2 separate regions of the Homo sapiens genome follow, and region 1 is linked to region 2. Evidence: chromatin contacts called from ENCODE POLR2A ChIA-PET data. All regions are on one chromosome and are shown on one strand. The core of a region is the stretch at or near the end of the contact, and the rest is flanking DNA. Distances in the headings are between cores, read along the strand shown. Region 1 has its middle 76 kb from the start of SDC1. Region 2 overlaps LAPTM4A-DT (LAPTM4A divergent transcript).

The links. ChIA-PET counts read pairs that join two places held with the same protein, here RNA polymerase II (POLR2A).
Region 1: POLR2A ChIA-PET joins it to region 2 with 11 read pairs in activated CD4-positive, alpha-beta T cell. The contact joins two enhancer-like sites. POLR2A ChIA-PET finds 5 or more read pairs at or near these places in 3 of 52 experiments (GM12878, PC-9 and activated CD4-positive, alpha-beta T cell).

The regions. Positions count from the first base shown.
Region 1 is chr2:20,146,538-20,151,935 of GRCh38, reverse strand. No RefSeq gene overlaps it. Among named protein-coding and RNA genes, the nearest start is that of SDC1, 76 kb to the left of the region's middle. RefSeq lists enhancers at 294-423, 574-763, 1,347-1,496, 1,527-1,576. Within about 2 kb of position 2,080, at least 5 of the 41 ENCODE cell types and tissues checked have a DNase peak (open chromatin) inside an H3K27ac peak, as active enhancers do; they include PC-9, where a contact is called at or near this core.
Region 2 is chr2:20,067,930-20,073,699 of GRCh38, reverse strand. All of the region lies in intron 2 of LAPTM4A-DT (LAPTM4A divergent transcript), which reads right to left. Among named protein-coding and RNA genes, the nearest start is that of LAPTM4A-DT, 19 kb to the right of the region's middle. Within about 2 kb of position 1,684, at least 20 of the 41 ENCODE cell types and tissues checked have a DNase peak (open chromatin) inside an H3K27ac peak, as active enhancers do; they include PC-9, where a contact is called at or near this core.

The DNA of each region.
Region 1 (5,398 bases), core at 831-3,330, 78 kb before region 2:
GACAGAGATGGTATGATTTCACTTACATGAGGTCCCTGGAATAGTCAAATTCGTAGAGACAGAAAGTAGAATAAGGTTACCAGGGGCTGGGAGGAGTTATTGTTTAATGGGCATAGGGTTTCAGTTTGGTATGATGAAAATGTTCTAGAAGTGGATAGGATGATGGTTGCACAACTTGTAAATGTACTTAATGACGCTGAATTGTACACTTAAAAATAATTAAAATCATACATTTTATATAATGTATATTTTACCCCTGACCCCACCCCCAACTCCCCACCCAACACACACACACAGAGTGAGGGTATTTATTGTTAGTCTTTCTCCCCGCTATGCATCAGGACCCACCCAGCTTACTAGGGCAGATTACAAAAAAAAAAAAAAAAAATTACCTTGTTTTCAAAGACATCCCCTCCCCCAGCTAGCACCAAAATAGAGGTGAAAATGACATCTGGCTCTAGGAGTGCGTGGGAGTTGGACGACTGGCCGTCTCGGTTCTCAGCAGGCATCAGCCGCCAGCCCCTGCACCCTGCATTCTGCATGCTTTGGGCTGCTGTGGGCTTTGTCCATTTTCAGGAATTCTGGAATATTTGGGGCCTCAGAGGACTCAGGCTACCTCCTATGCCAATCAGCCTGACCATGCCCAAGACAGTCCATGTGTGGGCACAGATGACAAAACTTTTGCCAGCAGATAGGAAGTGACAGGGTGGTCTGTGGGGAATTCATTTGTCAGTTGGCAGCTTGTCCCAGCCCTGTCTCTGGCCTCCACATGTCCAGGTTTTAAGCTTGCCCCATGCAGCTGAGGTTTGCATTGAGATCTGCCAGGCAGTCCCTGCAAATCAAGCCACAAAAAAGAAACAGCCTTTGGCTCCCAAGAAGATTTTACACATCCCTCCAGACTTTCATAGCCTACGTCTTCTGTCTGTCACCATATGCTTTAGGAAACGTATGAAGTGTAAATCAAATTAACCTCATGGAGTGTCCCTTCACTTAACAGAGCATGTGTATTCCATCAGAAATGGCTACAAGGCAATGGACTTTTAAGTGAATCTCATTTCCCCACTGATTTTCATTTTAAAATCAGGAATGTGTTCTTTTGGAGAAAAAACAATTGGCCATCTAGACATGACTTAAAAAAAATCATACTTGAGGATATAGAAGATCTTAACATGTTATGCACACAGAAAAGGGTAAATATTGGATGAAATCTCAGTAAGATTTGCATATTAACAATACTACACTATCAAACAGAAGATGAATCATGGGATGCCACATTTAAGTAAGTCCCACTCATGTGACAAAAAGAATGGAAGTGAGACTGCAGCACAGTGGTAGAAACCCAGGTACAACACCACTGGCCCCTCTTTATCCCCACTGTAAGATCCAGTGGCCCTAAAGCACCAGGAATGTGGCTAAACTACCTACTGACTTGAAGTGCCTTCCTCATCTGTGGATTCCTGACCCATTTTTTTTTCTCAGTTCCTCTAAGTACTTTATTATGAAAATAGCTCAGAAGAAATTGACCTTTTTAAGACTTGCTTGGCCATTTATTCATTCGACCCACACTTATTGCACACCATAATAAGGCCATTCTTGAGAGCATCAAGGTGAGCAAACAGGAATAGTCCTTGCCCTCATGGAGCTTACAGTCTTGGGTCAGGCGTCAGACAAATAATCGCACATACATACATGTATGTACATTTAAAATAAAGAAATAAGTAGGTAAGGAGTAGGAGCGTTTCACAAGGAGGATGTGGCTCAGAGAGGGGTGAACTGAGGAAGCAAGGTATGAACTGAAGTCTGAAATATTCATTCATTTATTCGTCCTCTCAACAGTTGTTTATTGAGTGTTAACTGTGTTCCAGCTATGGGGATACAATGTTGAACCAGCCAGACAAAATCTCTGCCCCATGGAGCCTCCTTCTAATGAAAGTTACTGAGTGGTGCTGGGAAGAGATGCCTTGGGAAGGACAATTAGAGGGAGAGCAATAGCCAAGGGTCTGAGACAGGAAGGAACATGGTGGCCCCGAGGGACAGCCAGGTGCTATTTGGCTGGAGCCCAGAGAGGAAGGGAAAGGCAACTACAAATGAAGCTGGGTAAACAGGGACCCAGACCAGAGCCTTGTGACTTAGGGTGCCGATAATGCAATCACTAGAATGCGTCTGTATTAACAGTTCTGTTCCGAAACATAAAGCTTTGGTTTTATGCCCACTGGTGAACGGTGGCTTGCTGGGCTTCACAAAGCACTGACTGCTCTCAGACGTTATCTGATGGACTGAGTTTTGCTTTCTCATGCGCATGTGTAACAGATGGCAGCAGCCTGGGCAAGCCAGCCACCGCAAGATGGACTCATAGGACACCCGAATTCCTCAACATTTTTTTCTCTGTGATGTTGCTTTGAGGAGATCTTTTACTTGGTTTGCTACTTCCTAACCTTGTGACCGTGTGCAAGTTACATAACCACTCTGAGCCTCAGATTCTTTGGTATAATACGGGGGATAATAATACCTCCACTTTGGGGTGGTTGTGATGACTCATTGAATGAAATGCAAAAATCTGTGTGAAATTGCCCAGCACACTGCCCAGAACTCAGTAGACATGCCTCACAAATGTTATTTCCTTTCACTGACCTCTTGTTTAATTTGAAGTTTTGTTAAGTGAATTTCTGTTAAGCAAGGGATCTCTGTTCTCAAATTACAGTAACTGCTACTTTCCGGGGCAAGAGGTTATATTAGCAAGACTTCCTCTTGTAACAGTTAGGGAATGGACAGCCAGGGGAGATGGGGGAGAGGGTGCTTTGAGCTGTTGGGGTGAGACTCCGTCCTGAAACAAAGAAGCAACAAAGAGAAAACCCGGGCCTTTGTCTTCCTTCTTTTGTGGGGACCAAAATCATATGCGCCTATGTGTGTGAGAGGCCACCACGTGACCAAGCCAGCACTTTAAAGTCGGTGCCTCTGAACACTGGTCTCAAAACAAAATAATTGCATACAGACATTCCTTTTGATCACATTCTAATACCGATTTACAACTCTGCTTCCTTGTAACCCCAAAGAAAGCCCTAATCATGGAGCACATACCAGAGCTTCGAATTTTGAGTGTGTAGGAGTGGGTGTCTGTAAGTATGTATTTGTATAGGGGGCAGTGAGTGGCGGTTTACTAATGTCTAGCTCCCCTGCCCCAGATTAAGCTGTCGATGTGGCTAGTGGGATATTTTCATCTGAATGGCTCAGTTGAGCACTGGAGGCAGAAGACAATTTTTTCTGTGGTTTGCTCCAGGCCAGGCAGTTTTTCCATTCTGTTCTTTTAGTATGATCATGATTACTTCATTACCTACCCCGATGGGGTTTCTTTGGGTCCCAGTCTGTTTTTAATAAGAAGCAGACTAAAAACAAAGTTTTGGTTGTGTTTGAAATCTTCAGCTTTTTTTTTCTGAAATAATAGGTTAAAGAATTTTATTTGTCTTCTGAGGTTCTGAGGTTGGCTCAGAAATCCTCTGACCCAAGCCTTTGGGGAACAGGGAAATGGCACTTAGAATACAACAATCAAATGCAGATTCCTGGGCGCTGCCCCAATCTGCTGTATCTGAAGCTCCAAGGTGAAGCCCAGAAACCAATGTTTTTAGCAGTAATATCAGTTGATTCCTGTGAATAAGAATAAAAGTTTAAGGTTTGAGAACATATGAGTATAGAAAGAAAAATCCATCAATCCATATTTCTTTTTAATTACGATATAATTCAAATGCCATCAAATTCGCCACTTAAGTGCACAATCAGTGGTTTTTAGTATAGTCACAAGGTTGTGCCACCATCACTACTACCCAATTCCAGAACATTTCTATCCTCCCCAAAAGAAAACCTGTGTCTATTAACAGCTAGTCCTGGCCAGGAGCTGTGGCTCACGCCTATAATCCCAACAATTTGGGAGGCTGAGGTGGGCGGATCACTTGAGGTCAGGAGTTTGAGACCAGCCTGACCAACATGGCGAAACCCTGTCTTTACTAAAAATACAAAAAAAAAAAAAAAATTAGCCAGGCATGGTGGCACACACCTGTAATCCCAGCTACTCAGGGGGCTGAGGCAGGAGAATTGCTTGAACCTGGGAGGCGGAGGTTGCAGTGATCCAAGATCAGGCCACTGCACTCCAGCCTGGGCGACAGAGCAAGACTCTGTCTCAAAACAAAACAAAAGTTAATCTTAATTTCCCCCTTCTTCTAGCCCTTGGCAACCACTAATCTACTTTTTGTCTCTATGGATTTGTCTATTCTGTACTTTGCATGTAAATGATAGCATACAGTTTATGTGGTCTTTTGTTCCTGGCTTCTTTCACTTAGAATAATGTTTTTAGGGTTATTCATATTGTAGCATGTATCAGTACTTCATTTCCTTTTCATGGCTGAATAATATTTCATTGTAAGGACACACCACTTTTGTTTATCTATTCGTCAGTTGATTATCAATCAATACTGAGTACCGTTTATATGCAAGACAGTCTGCAGGGCTGTCCAGGGGATGGACATGAGAGAGAAAGGACAGTTCTCCAATAGTACAGGAAATCAAGAAGAGGTGATGGAGAACACAGCGCCTGGCACAAAGCAGAATGAGTGAGTGAATGAATGAATGAAAGCCCGCACACAGGAAAAGAAACTTAACTTGTAGAGGCAGCATGTGCTGGTGCCCCGTGTCGGGGTGGATGACGCTGCCCAAGTTCAGGACCAGCAGTGATAGTCACTCACTCAGGTGTGAGAGGCTTTACTGTAAGTTGGGTCTGGGCCCTGGGGTCTCCAGAGATTAATCAGACATGACCCATGCCATGGAGCTCATAGACTGTGAAGAAGGCAAAACAGGGCGTGGATCATAGATGACATTCAATAGTGGGGGAGGGAGGGGGCAGTAGTGGGTAGAGAGGAAGACCCTTTCTGGCTAAGAGGTCAGGAAAGATGTAGGAGGAGGCAGCATTGGAGCTAGGCTTAGCAGCTTGGGTAGGACTTAAAGAATGAATGAAAGACCACACACAGAGGAAAAGAAAGAGTTAAATGGCGGATAGACAATGGGAGCAAGTTACCAAAAACTAGGGACAGAAATGTGTAAGATGGGCTCAGGGACAGAGTTCCAGGACACCTGTTTTACTGAGGTCAGTTGTTCTCCACCCTGGCTGCACATCAGAGTCATCTGGATGCTTAAAAAAATACCAAAGGCTGGGTCCTGCCCCTAGAGATTCTGTTTTATTTGACCTGTTTTGGGGGTGAGTCTAAGTAGTGATATTTATTAAAAGCTCCCCAGGTGATTCTAATGAGCAACCAGAGTTCAAAACCACTGACTCAGAGGATTCAAGAGAGACAGTTGGCCATTAGCCTGGAGCATGAGGTTGGGAGTGGACTGTACACGGGTGGACCACATC
Region 2 (5,770 bases), core at 435-2,934:
CATCTCTGTCCTTGCTGCTGTGTCCAGACACACACACTCTCTCCCCACACCCCCCAGGACACCTCGCCAAAAGTCATCTCTGATTCAGGCTTCTGCAAAAGCTGAGATGTTGTTAGGCTGCCTTATAGCCTTTCTAGAATTCTAGAAACATGGGATTATCAAGTCTGTCTACCTGCTTGAAAAATGATGGGAGGGATGGGAGAGTGAACCAAAGAAGAAAAAGGTACAGACAGAACTTTTCAATGACTTTTTCTACACAAGGAAAAGCAGAGGGATAAGGTAGGGAGGTATTGCATATTCCAAGTGACAGAGGATGGTAGCTAGGATTAGAGAGGTGGCAGTGGAGATGGAGAGAGGGGACAGTTGTAAAGCATATTTTGGAAGTAGTGCATGCTGAGGGAGGTGGGAGATGTGGGGACAGAGGCACTCAAGGATCACGCCTTGGGTAATCCTTTCAGCTTGAGCATGTGGTGTAAATAATTTCAGTCTGAATTGGAAACTAGGGGCATATGCCCACATACCAGACCAGAATGTACAGCAGACACCATTTCTGCCTTAAGAGGGAAAGCTCTGGAAGGGGGTATGGCATTGAGGGGGACCATCTTGCGGACTGCTCCTCTTTTACGTGAGGGTGGCAGGTATACAAGCATACAAGCCACCATTGGCAGTTTATTTTTTTCAGAAACAAGGACTCACTTTGTTTCCCAGGCTGGAGTGCAGTGGCATGATCATAGTTCATTGCAGCCTCAAACTCCTGGGCTCAAGCAATCCTCCTGCCTCAGCCTCCCAAGTAGCTGAGACTACATGTATGAGCCACCATGCCTAGCCAATTAAAAAAAATTATTTTTTGTAGAGACAGCGTCTCGCTATGTTGCCCAGGCTGGTCTCAAACTCCTGGCCTCAAGCAATCCTTTCACCTTGGTCTCCCAAAGCATTGGAATTACAGGGATGAGGCACTGTGGCCAGTCCATCGGCAGTTTTATATCTTGGACGCTCTAAGGGGCCTTGGTGATATTTGTCTTTTGTAATGTGGTACTTAAAAATATGATGCAAGACAGTGATAGGATAAGCTGTGCTTTTCTCAAAAATACACAAAAATGTACTTAAACCTCTTTGAAAAGTTCAGAAAATAAACAAGATTTTAGTTACAGGTTATGTTGGGGAAGGGGAAGCCTGTTACATTTTTAGACAGCTAGAGCAGTGGGACGAACTCCTTTACTAACTTTTTCCCTTTGATATTGGTGAGAGTCAGCAGTTGATTGTTCACTGGGTCCTGAACTATGAAATGCTAGTTTTCTGGAAAGAAAGAAAAGGAAAAGAAGGAAAAAAAAATCCACTAAATAATTTCCCTTCCCTTTCTACTCCCTCCGACTCCCAAAACAAGAAACGCCAACAAAACAAACAGAAACCCAGTCCCTTACAACGTGCCCCGGGTTGAGTGAGTGAGTGGCATGTGGCCTTGGATTCTTTCTGCTCACTGCTTTGAAAACAACCTCCAAAGGAGTGGGTGGGGTGGTCCTGGTGAGACTGGGAAGCAGAGGAACAAGTCCGTCTAGAGTTTGGGGGAAAGTCAGGGGAAGTGGGAGAAGGGGAGGAGGCTGCTAGGAGCCTGGGAAAGAGGACAAAGGGCTGGAGGAATTTGAATTACACAGTGAATGTCAGCCTGCCCTTAACTACTACCAGATGCTGAGCCTGAGTTTGCAACATATGTTGGCTGAAATTGCAACACATGTTGGCCTTTTTTTTTTGGAAGCAAAGCCCTGTTATTGTGGAGTCAGAGTCTTAAAGAACTGGGAAAGCAAAGGTATTATTACCTGTCCTCATTTGCAGGGATTTCCTTTGCAAGCCTCCTGTGAGAAGGTTATCTTTCCACACAGATCTGCAAACCCAAAAGGTCAGGTCTGCATGTACCCTGCAGCCAGAAAGAAATTTCACTGGGTGAGGCTCACCGTCTGGGAACCTATGTCATCTTCCCCAGCCTGGGGCTAAAAAGTGAGCGGCCCAGACTTCACTGCAAAGAAAAAGCTCTGTGTGGTGGAGCCAGTGGTGCTGCTTGGCTGACTCAGCCCCCTTCTGGCTCTCACAGCCCCTCCGTGCCCCTTGGAGCTCCAGCCCTATCTTTCCTGGTCCCTGGCACAGGCCGTCCACACCACTACAAACGGGTGAACCGTACTCCTGGATCCTGTCCAGGCCACTCAGGAGCACATCTCTGGCCTCCATCCCTGTCCACCCCCACTTGCTATGGCTTTCGCTCTAAAACGGCCACTCCTGTGCCTGCAGCCCTGAAGCGGGAAGGCTGGGATACATCTCTAGCCGATGGAGCTGGGATGTAAAGCCAAGGTTTCTTCTGCATATGCCATAAAATTTTAAAAACACAAAAAGTAGAGAGTGAAAGAAAAAATAAGCTGCCATTCTTCCCTATTCCCTAGCCTCTCAGTTTCCCATACCATTTTCTTTTCTTTCTTTCTTTTTTTTTTTCCTGTGAGACAGAGTTTTGCTCTTTCGCCCAGGCTGGAGTACAGGGGTGTGATCTCAGCTCACTGCAACCTTCGCCTTCCGGTTTCAAGTGATTCTCCTGCCTCAGCCTCCCAAGTAGCTGGGGTTATAGGCACCTGCCACCACACCCGACTAATTTTTGGTTTTTGTTTGTTTGTTTGTTTTGTTTTGTTTTTTAGTAGAGATGGGGTTTCACCATGTTGGCCAGGCTGGCCTCGAACTCCTGACCTCGTGATCTGCCCACCTTAGCCTACCAAAGTGCTGGTATTACAGGCATGAGCCACTGCGCCCAGCTCCTATACCATTTTCTTACAACCATGATAATTCCATATATAGTCGTTTATATACACAAATGCATAGTGATGTTTTAGTCAATGATATACCACATATACACCAGTGATCCCATGAGATTATAATGGAGCTGAAAAATTCCTATCCTCATGACATCGTAGCTGTCATAACATTATAACATAATTGTTTTTTATAAATTTAGTATAGTGTACAGCAGGGGTCCTCAACCCCTGGGTCTCAGACCAGTACTGGTCCATGGCCTGTCAGGAACCGGGCCATGCAGCAGAAGGTGAGTGGCAGGCGAGCAAGCATGACTGTCTGAGCTCCGCCTCCTGTCATATCAGCAGGAGAATTAGGTTCTCATAGGAACACGAACCCTGTTGTGAACTGTGCATGCGAGGGATCTAGGTTGTGCACTCCTTATGAGAATATTTGTTTGTTTCTTTTTTGTTGTTGTTGTTATCTCCTTATGAGAATCTAACTAATGCCTGATGATCTGAGGTGGAACAGTTTCATCCCCAAACCATCACCCCACCCCTGTCCGTGGAAAAATTGTCTTTCACGAAACTGGTCCTTGGTGCCAGGAAGGTTGGGGTCTGCTGGCGTACAGTGTTTATAAAGTCTACAGTGGCATAATGTCCTAGACTTTCCCATTCACTCAGCACTCTCTCACTGACACCCAGAGCAACTTTCATCTTGTAACCTCCATCCATGTTAAGTGTCCTATGCAGATGTAGCATCTTTTGTCTTTTATACCATATTTTTACTGTACCTTTTCTATGTTTAGCTATGTTTAGATACACAAATACTTACTATTATGTTACAGTTGCCTACAGTATTCAGTACAGTAACATGCTGTATGGGTTTATAGCCTAGGAGCATAGTCTATACTATATAGCCAGGTGTGTAGTAGGTTACACCATCTAAGTTTGTGTAAGTATATCCTATGATGTTCATGCAACAATGAAATTGCCTAATGACACATTTCTCAGAATGTATGCCCATCATTAAGCAATGCATGACTGTATTATTTAAAAAAAATTTTTTAATGGTAGCATATTTTATATACTGTTCTATATCTGGCTTTTTTAATAATAATTTATCTTGGAGATATATATTATGTTCTTAGTACATTTAGAGCTACCTTTCTTTTTTTTTTGAGATGAAATCTTGCTCTATCTCCCAGGCTGGAGTGCAGTGGCACAATCTCAGCTCACTGCAACCTCCACCTCCCAGGTTCAAGCGAATCTCCTGCCTCAGCCTCCCAAGTAGCTGGAATTACAGGCACCAGCCACCATGCCTGGCTAATTTTTGTGTTTTTAGTAGAGATGGGTTTCACCATGTTGGCCAGGCTGGTCTTGAACTCCTCACATCAGGTGATCCACCCACCTCGGCCTCCCAAAGTGCTGGGATTACAGGCGTGAGCCACCGTGCCTAGCAGAGCTACTTTTCTTTTTAATGGCTGCATAGTGTTCCACTCATACCCATGATGGTTATTTATTTATTTATTTATTTATTTATTTATTTATTTATTTTGAGATGGAGCTTCTCTCTTTTGCCCAGGCTGGAGTGCAGTGGCAGGTTCGTGGCTCACTGCAACCTTTGCCTCCTGGGTTCAAGTGATTCTCCTGCCTTAGCCTCCTGAGTAGCTGGGGTTACAGGTGCATACCACCACGCCTGGCTAATTTTTTGTATTTTTAGTAGAGATGGGGTGTCACCATGTTGGTCAGGCTGGTCTCGATCTCCTGACCTTGTGATCTGCCTGCCTTGGCCTCCCAAAGTGCTGGGATTACAGGCATAAGCCACCATGCCCAGCCCCGGTTATTTTTTGTTTTATTTATTTATTTTGAGACAGAGTCTCGCTCTGTCACCAGGCTGGAGTGCAGTGGTGCAATCACGGCTCACTGCAACCTCTGCCTCTCGGGTTCAAGCGATTCTCCTGTCTCAGCCTCCCAAGTAGCTGAGATTACAGGCATGTGCTACCACACCTGGCTAATTTTTGTATTTTTAGTAAAGATGGGGTTTCACCATGTTGGCTAGGATGGTCTCGATCTCTTGACCTTGTGATCCACCTGCCTTGGCCTCCCAAAGTGCTGGGATTACAGGTGTGAGCCACTGTGCCTGGCCTGCCCTGGTTATTTTTATGTCAACTTGGCTGGGCCACAGAATGCCCAGCTACTTGGTCAGACATTATTTTGGATGTTTCTGTGAAGATGCTTTTGGATGAAACTTACATTTAAATCAGTGAACTCTGAGTAGGTAGATTGCCTTTCACAACACAAATGGGCCTCATCCAATTACTTGAAGGTCTCAGTAGAACAAAAAGTTGACCTTCCCCAATTAAGAGGGAATTCTGCCACAGACTGCTTTCAGACTTGAATTGCAATATCAGCTCTTTCATGTATCTCCAGGCTCAGTGCCTTTAAAGTCAAACTGCAACTGTTTCCTGCATTTCCAGCCCACTGGCCTCCCCCATTAGATTTTTGGCTTGGCAAACTTCCACAATCATGTGAGCCAATCTCTTAAAATAAATTTCTTCAAAAATACACAACACACACATACACACTTTCACTGTTTCTCTGAAAAATCCTGACTAATATAACACCATAGTCTATCTGACATAGTCCATTAATGGACACAGGTTTTTTCATTTTCCTGCTATTACAAACAATGCTGCAATGAATAAATATGTCATCATGCACGCGCCAAGCCCATATTTTAACCACTGTGTTATTTTGCTTCAGTACAAAGGAATTTAGAAAATCCCTCCAAGCAATAGCCAGGCTAGCTTGGGTATGTCTTGCTACAAATCTTAGTGTCATTAGTCACTAGGAAAGTGCAAATTGCAATCAAAATAAGCTATCCTTATGTATTAGTCCATTCTCGCATTACTATAAAGAAATGCCTGAGATTGAGTAATTTATAAAGAAACTATGTTTAATTGGCTGACAATTCTGCAGGCTGTACAGGAAGCATGGCAGCA